2 separate regions of the Homo sapiens genome follow, and region 1 is linked to region 2. The links are chromatin contacts, found by Hi-C or POLR2A ChIA-PET in ENCODE. All regions are on one chromosome and are shown on one strand. Each heading gives the region's core, a stretch centred on a gene start or an enhancer-like site at or near the end of the contact. The rest is flanking DNA. Distances are from core to core; before and after follow the strand shown.

The links. A loop is a pair of places that touch in the nucleus more often than their neighbours do. ChIA-PET counts read pairs that join two places held with the same protein, here RNA polymerase II (POLR2A). Pooled maps may share reads with other maps.
Region 1: a map of CD4-positive, alpha-beta T cell shows a loop between it and region 2 (4-fold over the local background). The contact joins the promoter of SNRPF-DT here to the enhancer-like site in region 2. A Hi-C loop is called at or near these places in 1 of 168 maps with a recorded cell type or tissue (CD4-positive, alpha-beta T cell) and 1 of 50 pooled maps. POLR2A ChIA-PET finds 5 or more read pairs at or near these places in 1 of 52 experiments (activated T-cell).

What each region holds. Positions count from the first base shown.
Region 1 is chr12:95,857,353-95,863,483 of GRCh38, forward strand. SNRPF-DT (SNRPF divergent transcript) reads right to left here and starts at 1,487. Exons shown (of 3, transcript NR_135014.1): 1 at 1,402-1,487. It overlaps SNRPF (small nuclear ribonucleoprotein polypeptide F), which reads left to right and starts at 1,600. Exons shown (of 4, transcript NM_003095.5): 1 at 1,600-1,724; 2 at 3,816-3,941. The coding sequence starts at 1,722. RefSeq lists enhancers at 1,309-1,924, 1,323-1,382, 1,433-1,492, 1,613-1,842, 1,873-1,922.
Region 2 is chr12:94,265,060-94,271,568 of GRCh38, forward strand. It overlaps PLXNC1 (plexin C1), which reads left to right. Exons shown (of 31, transcript NM_005761.3): 21 at 20-166. It also overlaps a transcript of CEP83 not described here. Among named protein-coding and RNA genes, the nearest start is that of PLXNC1-AS1, 92 kb to the left of the region's middle. Within about 2 kb of position 1,477, at least 4 of the 41 ENCODE cell types and tissues checked have a DNase peak (open chromatin) inside an H3K27ac peak, as active enhancers do.

The DNA.
Region 1 (6,131 bases), core at 237-2,736, 1.6 Mb after region 2:
TGAAAGTACCTCTTATTGGTCCCCTCCCGCAACCAATCAGACTGGTTGTGGGCCAATGGGCAACCTCTAGAGGGTATTTAAAGCCCAGAAAATTCTATAACCAATGCTCTTGAGCCGCTTGCACCAGGCGGTGCCCACCCTGTAGAGTGTACTTTCATTTAAAATAAATCTCTGCTTTCGCTGCCCTGCTTTGTTTGTGCGTTTTGTCCAATTCTTTGTTGAAAACGCCAAGAACTCGGACAGCTACCCTCAACTGGTAACAGTTACCTGCTGGGCCTACTTCCTCATCTCTTAAACGGGGCTGTCACCCCGAATCAGACAGTAAGGTAAGATTTCCACGATTGTTGAAAAAGCCTGACACATAGTAGGAACTCAAAGTCTATACAAAGACTTAAAGTTCATAAAACAATAGACAAACGGAGAAATCCACTGAAGTTTAGGGTGAATAAATCTAATAACTGTTTGGTAAAAACTACACTGACAATCATTGTCTGGTCAGTGTTCAACATTTACGTGAAACACTGAGCTTTTACAAGGCCAAGCCCCGTTTTACGTTAAATTCTCGCAACCACCCTGAGGATGGTTCCGTTTTTAAAGCCGCGTTCCTGCCGAGGAAACAATGGCCCTCGGGGTTAAGACACTGCCCAACACCGGCCGCGCCTGATAGACGCAGGTTCCGAATGCAGGCCCCCTCCAAAGTCTTGCCCACTGCTCCACAATGCCTCAACACCCAACATTTCATCCTCAACTCCAAATCCATCTCTTCAGGGCCGCAAAAAAGCGTTACTTCCCAAAGGGCGTGTTCTCCAAGAACTGCATTTAGCATTTCAGATCAGAGTGACCCGAACTCAATAGGATTACGACAAAAACTAGTGAGATTCAGATAACACCGTTACATCGAAAGTTTTAATCCGTGACAGAGGAAATATTGCTTACGCCCTTAGGTAATTTCAAATGCACGTATGAAGGCCGTGCGGGTTTCTGCAGGCGAAGCAAAAGAAAGGTGGGGCCGGCAGGGTCGTGGGGCGGGGGTGGGGCATGACACCGTATCCCAGACGCAACTCGACCTCGTTTGCAAGAAATTCTGTATCCAACTCTCTTCAGTGCGTTTCGCCGCCCCTAGTCTAGTCTGGCTAGCCCCCAATTCCTTTAAAAGGGGTTAAAACGGGTGTTGCAGAAGAGAGAACACTCAGGTAGAAAGGGCCTGCGGCAGAGGCGCCCCCAAATCATGGAACCTGTTGGAAGAGTGAGGAAGGAACTCTGGGACCCCGAACATTCTCACGGGTGTAAAAAGACAAAGTAAATCCCCATTAGCCAAGTTGGGGAGAAGTCACATCCGTTACACAGCCTCTCCCAGACCGCCCTCTAGGAAGGACACCACATTTAAAAACACCGGCCTGCCTCCAGTCCTTGGCTGCCTCACAGCGATGCTCAGAGCCGGTTTCCCAAGGTCCGCGCGCCGCCTGCAAGGCGCAAACCCAAGCCGCTGCTGGTTGCTAGGAGATACTGGGCCAGCCATCTCCTCCAATCAGCACGCACCTCTTTGCGTCCAATCACAGAGGCAGGAAGGGCCGTGGTGGGAGGTGAAAGGTCATAGTCCTGTTTGGCGGCCATTTCTCTTGAAACTGCGGCTCGGGACCTGCGGTACCTGCTGTAGTCACGAGGGACGGGCGGCGGCCTGGTCGGCAGAGAGTAGCCTGCAACATTCGGCCGTGGTTACGATGGTAAGGAGAAAGAGAACGGCGGGAGAAGCGGGGAGAAAGAGAAGGAGGGAGACCAGCCTCGCGGGGCCTGCTGGTTCCTTCGCGCGTTTCCCATTCATCCGCGTGAGGCGCCGCGCACCCTGTCGCCAGCTCCTTTCACTCTGCTTTTAGGTTTCTGAGGCGCGTGCTCCTCCCGATGCCTTTCTTTTCCTAGGAGTGCCCGTGCCTTCTTCTCTTTGTTTGAATCCGGGCCTGGGGTATTCTTAGTTGGGGCTATAGGGTCGGGGTAAAAGTCAAAGAGAATTTGCACTTCCCACTTAACCACACTCCAGAATTCACTTTCATTCCGTGAAAGTAATGATACGGCCATGCTCTAGATTAACTCACTTGGGTGGGGAAGACAGACATTAGTCAAAAAATAACAAGTATGTAATTGCAAATAATAAGTGCTAAGAACAATGCAGACAGGAGGCTGTGAGGGTGCGCGTTAGACATTAGAGGCTTAGTCAGAGATGGCCTCCCTAGGAGGTGGAATTTAACTCGAAGCCTAAGTGTCATGAAATACGACCCTTTAAAGAGCAGGAGGAGGAGTGTACCGAGCACAGGGAATAGGAGCATAAGACCTGCGGCCGGAAAGAAAGCTTGGTCATTTGGAGAAATTGACAGAAAGGTATAGCCACTTGCGCGAATAGTGGTTAAGAGATGGTATCGGAGGAGCAGGCGTTGGGCAGGACCTCTTAGGCTGTATTGGGAGGTTTTGATTGTACTCCAAATCAATTTAAAATGATTCGGTTGGAAGCCATTGGATCATTTTAAGCAGAAATATGACAATCTGATGTGCACTTTAAAAAATCATAGTTACTGTGGTGGATAACAAATTGGAGAATGAAAACTGGAGACCCATTAGGTTATTGGAGTAATCGCCATATCAAGATCACTCCGAATATGCTCATGTTAGAGGGGGTTAGTAGCCAAGTTTCTTAGTTCTCTTCTTTGTTTGACTGGTGAGTGAGCAGAAGAGGGCAAAAACCGAAATCACTGGAGATGTTAATGGTTTGCTGAATAAATAGACATTAAGTAATTGCTGTAAGTAAGAGGCGGTGCTACTGACAAAGTCAGATAGGACCTAGCCCTAGCTTCCCCAGTTAAATACTGTCAAGCGTGATCTGCCCTCTGCTTCCTTCTGTAGTTTTATATTTGGGGCTTTGACTGACAATGCTGAATTGTATGTCCCCAAAACCACCTTGTTGCATCACTCTTCCCTCCTTTTACATAAGTAGCTAGCCTTGCCTGGAACAGCATTTTTTCCCGCTCTGGAAATAAACTCTTATCCTTTAAAACTGAGGTATTACTTATTTCAGGCAACCTTTCCTTTTTCCCCTGGATTGCTTTGGTACCCTTGTGCCTAGTATATCTCCTTTTACTACAGTGCAGCATGCAATATAATTATTTGTATGTGAGGAGTTCCCCTCCCCATCTCCAACTTCTTGACAGGGACTCATTTATTTATTTATTTATAAGAGACAAGGTCTTGCTCTGTTGCCCAGGCTGGAGTGCAGTGGCCTAATCATAGCTCACTGCAGCCTCGAGCTCCTGGGTTCAAGCAGTCCTCCCACCTCATCCTCCCTAGTAGCTGGGACTACAGGTGTGCACCACCACACCTGACTATTTTTGGTAGAGATGGGGGTCTCACTATGTTGCCTGGGCTGGTCTTGAACTCGTGACCTCAAGTGATCCCCCGGCCTTGGCCTTCCAGATTACTGGAATTACAGATACGAGCCACCCTACCTGGCCCGCTTTTTTTTTTTTTTTTTTTTAGTGCCTTTATCTTTGTTTCTTTAGAGCTCAGAACAGTGAGTGATGTAGGTAGTCAGTGTATCTTAAGTGAATAGTCAGTGTTTTGTTTTGATGGGTTAAAGGTGAAATTGGCTAACTGGATATTTAAATTTCCCTGGTACTCTCAACAAATAAAAGTGAAAATTATGTACTAAAATAATAAGGAGTCAAAAGTTTTCTTCATTTGCATACCACAAAATATTGGTGATTCGGTAGAAGAGAGTTGGTGGTGGGAGGAAAAATAATTAATTAGATCCTTTTTTGTTCTTTGTGCAGAGTTTACCCCTCAATCCCAAACCTTTCCTCAATGGACTAACAGGAAAGCCAGTGATGGTGAAACTTAAGTGGGGAATGGAGTACAAGGGCTATCTGGTATCTGTAGATGGCTACATGAACATGCAGGTAAGCTAAAGAGCTGTAAAGGTCATAACATTGCATTTATTTTGCTTCACCTTATTTCTCAAAGGTTTAGTCTGACTAATAAGAATACATACAATTAAATTGACAAATATACGGCAAAATTCAAAAATAAAGTCAAAGCCAGGAGGGATACTGTGATATACTAGGTACAAGACATGGACTTAAACCAGAATTCAGCTACAGATTTTATTCCTAGTAGTTAAAGTAGGAAGAGCTCAGACACTTGATTCATAATAATACCATAAGGGAAACACACTACTTTGCTGGAGAAAACAAAACATTTCTCATCATTTAGCCCTGAAAGAAAGTTTTCAAGTGAAATTATTGAGTCTTTTAATGAATGCTAAAGGCACAACACCAAAGCTATTGAGGAAATTCATTCCTTCAGGGGAAAGACAGATCTGCCAAAGGAATTGAACTGACTGTATGTCTGTCAAACGAGTTTCTGTAAATGATTCAGCCATGTGTTTTGGTGGGTTTTTTTGTAATTAATTATCTTTTTATTGTGGTAAAATATACATTACAATTTTGCCACTCTAACCATTTTTAAGTGTATAATTCAGTGGCATTAAGTACCTTCACATTGTTCTGCAGCCATCACCGTTGTCCATTTCTGGAACTTGTTTACCATCCAAAAGTGAAATTTTTTGCCCATTAAACAATAATTTTCCATTAAACAATAATTTTACAATTAAACATTAAACAATAATTTTCCATTCCTTCCTCCACCTAACTAACCCCTGGTAACCACTAGTCTACATGTCTATGAATTTGACCGTGCATAATACCTCATGTAAGTGGAATTGTGTATTATCCTTTTGTGTCTGGCTTGTTTGACTTAACGTAGTGTATTATTCAAGGTTCATCCATGTTGTAGCATGTGTCAGAATTTCCTTTTTATGACTGAATAATATTCCATTATATGGATATACCACATTCTAATCCATTTGCCTCTTGGTGGACACTGGGTTGCTTCCCTCTTTGGACTGTAGTAAATAATGCTGCTGTGAACATGGGTATACGAATGTCTGTTCCAGTCACTGCTTTCAGCTCTTTGGGGTATATACCCAGAAGTGGAATTACTGGATTACTGGTAATTCTATGTTTAATTTTTTAAGGAGGCCAAGCGTGGTGGCTCATGCCTGTAATCCCAGCACTTTGGGAGGCTGAGGCAGCAGATTGCTTGAGCCCAGGAGTTTGAGACCAGCCTGGGCAACATAGTGAAACTGCATCTCTACAAAAAAAATACAAAAACTAGCTAGGCATGATGGTGTGGGCAGCTATATTCCCAGCTACTCAGGAAGCTGAGTTGGGAGGATTACCTGAGCCTGGGGAGGTTGAAGCTGCAGTGAGCTGTGATCACTGCACTCTAGCCTGGATGACAGAGAAATTTTTTTTTTTCTTTTGAGTAACTGTCACACTATTTTCCACAGCAGCTACGTGGTTTTACATACCCACCAGCAATGCACAACGGTTCCAGTTTCTCCACATCCTCACCAACACTTGTTATTTTCTATGGGTGTTTATAAAATAGTTATTCTAATGGGTGTGAAGTGGTATCTTATTGTGGTTTTGATTTGCATTTGGCTAATGATGTTGAGCACCTTTTCATGTGTTTATTGGCCATTTGTTTATCTTTGGAGAAATGCCTGTTCATGTCTTTTGCACATTTAAAAAATTAGTTTGGGATTTTTTGTTGTTTTTTTAATGGTAGTAGTTTCCAGGCAGGTTTTTAAAGGCTATCAAGACAGGTGGTCAATCCAATCATGAATCCAAGGATTCCATACTTGTAAGCAGAGTACTAAAAGGAGTACTTAAGTAGGCAGAGAGCTATGATTTTCCTTAACTTAGGCAATTACCACCTGAGCACATGACATTAAGGCCCCCAAAGCATAGTTTGAGTGTGGAAAATTCCTTAAACAGGAGTCATTTACCAAGACCATAGAAAAATCTGGGAAGTATATGAATTGTGATGAAAATATTCTGGAAGTAGTGGTGATAGTTGCACAGGTTTTTGAATATACTGAAAACCACTGAATTGTACACTTTAAAAGGGTGAATTTTATGCTATGGAAATTAACATCTCAATAATAAAAGAATTACCACTTAATATTTGTTTTAGAATTAATATAGCTTGCTAGTGACCCTGCTAGAGTTGCAAAATGTCTGAGT
Region 2 (6,509 bases), core at 227-2,726:
CTTTTGTGTCTTTTCCAAGGAGACTGTCGGAGAGCCCTTCTATTTGCTGGTGACGACTCTGAACCAGAAAATTAACAAGGGTCCCGTGGATGTAATCACTTGCAAAGCCCTGTACACACTTAATGAAGACTGGCTGTTGTGGCAGGTTCCGGAATTCAGTACTGTGGTATGTTTTCAATAAAGCTCCCAGCCAGACTCCCAAATAAATCTGGCGGGGAATTAGAGGGTGAGGTGGGTCATTTACAATGAAACGGTATCATCTCTACTGCGGGAGGCCCTGTGTGTTTAGTTAATTAAAAACAGTAGTTGATAAAACTGTTAACACGTGTTCACATAATAGATTTTAATTACTGAGATTGGGGGAGAAAATATTGTAATGATGCCTGGGGTACTCATCAATTTCCAAAGATTTTAATATCAGGATTGCTTATAACTTTCAGTGTCGTCAAAGGAAATGCAAAGTACTCCCTATTCAGCACTTATAATTGCAATCAGAATTTCTCAAATGGCTCTGCTCTGGGAAGACAATGTGTGAAGATATATTTCAATCAAATTGAGGCCGTCTTATTTTAGAATGATAACACAAGACAAATTCCACCACGTTCCCCATGCAACGTGACGCCCTTTATTTTCATGGATTAGTTACAAATGTTTGGTGTCATGCACTTAATGTACTGTGATCTCATAGATATTTTTAGAGGAACGCTGTAAATCACTACAGGAAGATGATTGCCTAGCTGCTGGAGGGTTTCACCCGCTTGAGAACTTCTTTCTAATTCATCCCCACCGCACCCACCCCATGCTCTTCCTAAAGAAAGAAAGAAAGCCCAGTTTGGGGCACATTTGGGAATTTCAGAGAGGGAGCCAAGCAGGGAAGGTAACTTTAGAATTAGGAATTTTCTATGCTTTTCTGTTAGTAGAGACTTGGAGAAGAGATTGCTGTGTTTTGGTTTGATCTTTAGCTTTATGAAGATTCTGGGCTTCTTCACGATCTCGTTAGTGGAGGAGGAAAAGATTACAGTGGGGTTTGGGAATTGCTCATTAAGAGAGCTGAGTCTTCTGTGGCTTTGCTCTGGATGGTGGGGACTGCAGTGTCATCTGGGAAGAATTCATTCCCTAATTGGAGAAGGCACCACTTTGCCGTGGAGCGTGTTATGGTTATGTCCTCTGGTGGGAGAATAGTCCGTAGGTCAGCTGTTTCAAGTTTTCTGCCACTGCCAGATGCGGCTCACTTCTCCATCAAAGATGGCACCATGCACAGCTGCCATCCGAGAGCGGGAAGCTGAGCTGAAAGTCAACACTTCTCAGCGTTCTGAATTGTATCAATACACCCATCCACATCTGAGAGGCCGGAGAGTGGGCTGCATTGGTTCTCAAACTTGAGCATCTAGCAGAATCGCCCAGAAAGCTCACTAAACACCAGTCGCTAGGCAGCATGCTGGAGTTTCCGATGCAGTAAATCCAGGCTGTGGCCTGAGAATTCACTTCCCTAACCAGCTTCCTGATGCTGCGGGTGCTGCTTAACAACTGTTGGTAGAGTGGTTAACAGCATGGACTCTGGGGCCAGACATTTTGGAATCCTGCCTCTGCCACTGGTTAGCTGTGTAATGTTGGGCAAGTTTCTAAACCTCTCTATGCCTCATTCTCCTCACATGTGAAATGGAAATGATGGTCATGGTTCCTACCCATCTCATGAGGTGTTTTGAGGATTAAGAGTCAGTATTATAAAAAGCACTTAGAACATTGCCAGGCATGTGAGTGCTACCTAAAACTTTATTCCATTTGATCCAGATCTCATTGAACCCTTGTTTAAAATGCAGGTGCAAATATACCAGTGCCCGGGCTTTCCCTCGGGACTGACTGAATCAGAATCTCTGGGGAGGGAGCCCAGGCGTGGATGTATTTTGTAAACCTTCCAGATATCTCTGATGTGTGTTCAGCCTGGACACCACTGGGTATCTTGGAGAACAAGAGACAAACTTTGCACAGGGCCTGTTGACTCACCTTTCGCTGATCCTGGGCTTGTTATTCCTAACCTAGAAGATGTTCATGCCTTTACTTTAAGACGTTTTAGAAGCCCCAAAGGTCTCCAAAGAGAAATATTTGCAAATGATTATAGTCGGGAATCCTCCAGCATTTCAGTCATGAGACAACACCGGACCCAAACAGGAAAGACAGGAAAGGAGAAGATGGGTTGGAATCAGGAAGAGGTCAGATGTCTGAGGCAACTTTTGAGGTTTTGAAGCCTTTTTAATGCTTTACATCTGAACGTGTTTTCTCCCTTTCATTTCGAAACATTATTTATTTCACAGTCAATTAAGACCATGTGTTTCTGATTTGTTAACACTCGACTCATCATCATAATGTTACTTGATGCTGAAGGAATTCATGTCGACTCTTGAAATTTTTTTTTCTTTATAGCCCCTGGGGAAAAGGGTAATGGAAAATCATGATTTCAGAAATCCACATAAATCTTCCTTTTCAAATTCAGATTTGCCGGTACATAAGATTTGAGCCTTGAAAAGGAATGGGCCACTTGTTTTTAGGGGCCTTGCCTTTAAAAATGATTGTTAGTGCCTCTTATGGGGCCTGGCCCAGCCCCCCTTTCATGGTTGGCAGTTGTACGAGAAGCTGCAGAGAAGGCACATGATCCGTTCTATGCTTGTGTGACAAACTGTTAGCAGAAGGTCAATATAAAAAATTTAAGTTTTTCATTTCCTTTCAGGCATTTCCCCCAGCCTGAACCACCATATTTCTAATTTTCTTTCTTCCTCCCTTCCCTCCTCCCCTTCTTTTTCACTTCCCCCACCTACCCCTCCCAAGCATGTACACCCAGCCATTTTAGGACTTGATTTCCCAAATTTGCCTGAGGTGGTTTATGTAATTGAAAACCAAGGTGCGGTGAACAAACTGATTCTGTGTGTCCTTGTGTGCTGGGGAGGTGGGAGGTTGGGGGCAGATTCTTTCAAGGAAAGGAAAGTCGGAAATCAAGAGCATCCTCACGAACCACTTGAAATGACAGAACCTGGTGCCAAGGCAGGGACACGTTTGGAAAAAAGGCCCCCACACTCGTGTTCAGCTAAATGCTCAGAAGCACAGCACCTCATATAGCAATCTAAAAGTTAGCTTTCACACCTCTCAGATGAGGATGTGTTCTCCCTGAGGTGTGGGGGATTTTCTAGAACATAAAGGCATCTTGCCAATTTCTTATACATGAAATCATGACACTAACAAAGAGGCCCTGGGAAGTAATGTTCTCTTCTTGCATATTGAGAAGAAAATTCCTCTGTCTTGCCAAAAATCCAAGCAAAGTCCCCTAGAGCCATACTTCCTCCAGGACCATAAGAAACCATCCTTCTCTATCAAGCATTCCAGGCTGGTGTTTAATGAGGCAACAGTGAGACAGAATGCCCTGATATCTGCATCCTCCCTAATGTCAGCACCAGGGGTAGGGCTGTGCACACACAGGACTTTAGTCTTTCCTTAATATCTAGGAATTCAGATCAGACAGCTGGAAGAGAATAAGACCTTTTTTTTTTTTTTTTTTTTTTTTAATTTAAGGAATACCACTCTAGTGCAGGCTGGAGTGCAGTGGCGCAGTCTTGGCTCACTGCAACCTCCGCCTCTGGGGTTCAAGCGATTCTCCTGCCTCAGCCTCCCAAATACCTGGGATTATAGGCACCTGCCATCATGCCAGGCTAATGCTTGTATTTTTAGTAGAAACGGGTTTTCGCCGTGTTGGCTAGCCTGGTCTTGAACTCCTGGCCTCAAGTGATCCACCTGCCTTGTCCTCCCGAAGTGCTGGGATTACAGGTGTGAGCAACTGCATCCGGCCGATAATAAGACCTATTGCTCTGCTGGGTTTTTTTCCCCTTTGCAAAATTTTGAACATGTTTGATTTTGTTGATGGAGTATCTCAGACTCACTCAGCTTACGTTTTGTCAAGAGTGGAACTTTGGAGGAGTTAGTGAAAGTTTGAGGATTTCACATGGGAGAAGGGACATTTGCTTCACTTTCAGGAAGAGATGAGAAAAACCAATAACTCGTAGCAAGCGTGCTGAATTAGCAAGAGAAGGTTGACTTGTAATCAAAGTTAAGTGTGAAATGGTTTTTTGAACTCTTAGAAAACGAGCTTGCCAATCTGCTGTATCTGAGAGAGAGCATCTTGGCACCCTGGAAAACTGTTCCGACAAAAATATTATTGCCTTCATTCTCCTATCTATAAGAAAGTTTTCAAGATTATTAGAAATTCTTGAAAAAGCACAAGTACATGCCTGCAGAAATATTAATGCCTCCAATTTGATTTATTGAAGGTTTATGCCAGCCTACCCCAGTCTGTCTCTTTCTCTAGCAGTTACCATTTTGGGACAATTACGTTTAATAAAATATCTCATATACAACAGAGCCCTAGGTGTCTCCACCAGGAGTTTCTTACTAGTATACTTCCTTTAACAGTGCTCTGCCTACCAGTGCTGGCTGCTTCTGTTCCATTTAGTTTGTCCTTGCAGAAGATCCATTAGCCCCGTAATTAAACAACCCACTGTCCCGATTAAGTCATTCTCTGTTACTTCAATTACATTCCATTGTTCATTAAATCCTGATGTTTGCACTTCAGCAATCTTGTTTTTAATACTCCTACCATTTGTGGAGAAACAGTGAAGTTAATTAACAATTCTTGAGCTTTTTATTTTTCTCTCTACCATAGTGCAAATCATTTCCATTATGACTTGCAATAGTACTGAAACCATTACTAACTTCATAGTTAGTGTTCTGAGCTTCCTGATCAAAGAGTGAAACCACTTTTTACAATCATTTTAGGTAAGTCATTCCCTCGTTGATGGCAAGTCATGGAAAATGAAAAATTAACATGTAATGGGTGCTTTAAATGACTTTCCTCTTCATACACTTTCTTCTCATGCCTGTAATCTTGGAATTAGAAAATAATTTAGTTATCTAAATATAAAAGTATTTACTTTTTTTCTTTATAGCTCAAATGTGACTCTATTATGTTATTGTTAGGATCATTATTTATATTTGTACCCCTCAGAGAATGGTAAATTTTATCACAAGTCATGGCGGAGATAGAAAGCATTTTCCAGATTTGTCTTGTTGCTATTGTCAAAGTTAGCATTCCATTTGAAGGTACTGTTATCTAGAGCAGGGACCAGCAAACAACAGCCTGTGGGCCAAATGTGGCCCCTCTGCCTATTTTTATAAAGTTCTATTGGAACACCTGTTCATTTCCTTATTGTCTATAGCTGCTTTCCTGCTACAGTGCAGAGTGGAGTAGTTGTCACAGAGATCATATGAGTTTTAAGTCTTAAATACTTTCTGGCCCTTTGCAGAAAGTTTGTTGGCCTTTAATCTAGAGCTTGACATAGTAGAGAATAGGAACCAGAATCCTCCCTCCCACAAACCCACAAACAGGTTGGCCTCTTTCCTCCCCTTCTGGGACACAGCAATGGAAATGCCTTGCCACTATTTACAAGTCTGAAACTCATGGGGCTCTTTGCCAACACACAACACCCACCCCCACCCCCAACCCTGCACCCGCAAATACTGTGAATACTAAAATCAGTTATCTTGGGCTAAATCAGACAGCTCTTCATACTTGATTCTAGGATGGACAAAACGTTAGCAAATGCTAGCAAGTATAGAAAAATTGGTGAGAGAAACCTAAATTTGAGAAAATTATCTCCATTACTTTTTTTTTTTTTTAAATGGAAAAAGGCTCTCGTTACCCTGTCCTCCACCCCTTACTCTTCTGTTAGAGTAGCAGATCCCTTGATCCAGGAAGCTGTGATTTATGGATCTTTGTGGGGAAAGGAAAAGGGGAGCAGAGTGAAGAGGGGAGGCTGGATGGGCAAGCGCAGCTCAAAGGGGAACGTCAGGCAGAATGTCCCAGGGCTGCTGACTCTGGCTTGGAAAGAAGCTTAGATCAGAAGTTTCCCTCAGACTTGCACTTCTAACTGGCCTCATGCTGCTTCTACGGAACTTCTGAAACTGAATTTTCTTTCTTGTTTCTTCTCTCTTTAATTCAGGTTGGTATAAGAACTAGGCTTTTCTCTTGACTTTCATTCGGCCCTGAAATAAAATTAGAAATATATTTTATAGGTTTTATTTAATGAAAGCAATTATTGCTCCAAGGCCTTTTATGATAAAGTTGCCAGTTTGTAATAAATTATCTTACAGTTACTTTCTAGGCATTATAAGGTATCACAGAAAGGAGGCAGCAACGTTCCTGCTTTTATTAGCCAAGAATATGGTTGAGGAGACAGTGAGGTAGCCAGATCATCTTCCCATGTGGGAAAAGACCTGTTCCCCTGCCCTTGATTCATCCTGCCAGCCCCCTGCAGCCTTATCCTCTCTGCCTCCTCAATACCCAAAACCACCAAATCATGTGACGGGACGATGGGTAAAACCGGTAGTGAAAGGGGAATGCAGTTACATGTTCCCAGGCCGTGTGCAGAAGAGGTGGGGTTTGGAGTCTGATAGTCTTGGGTTTGAAT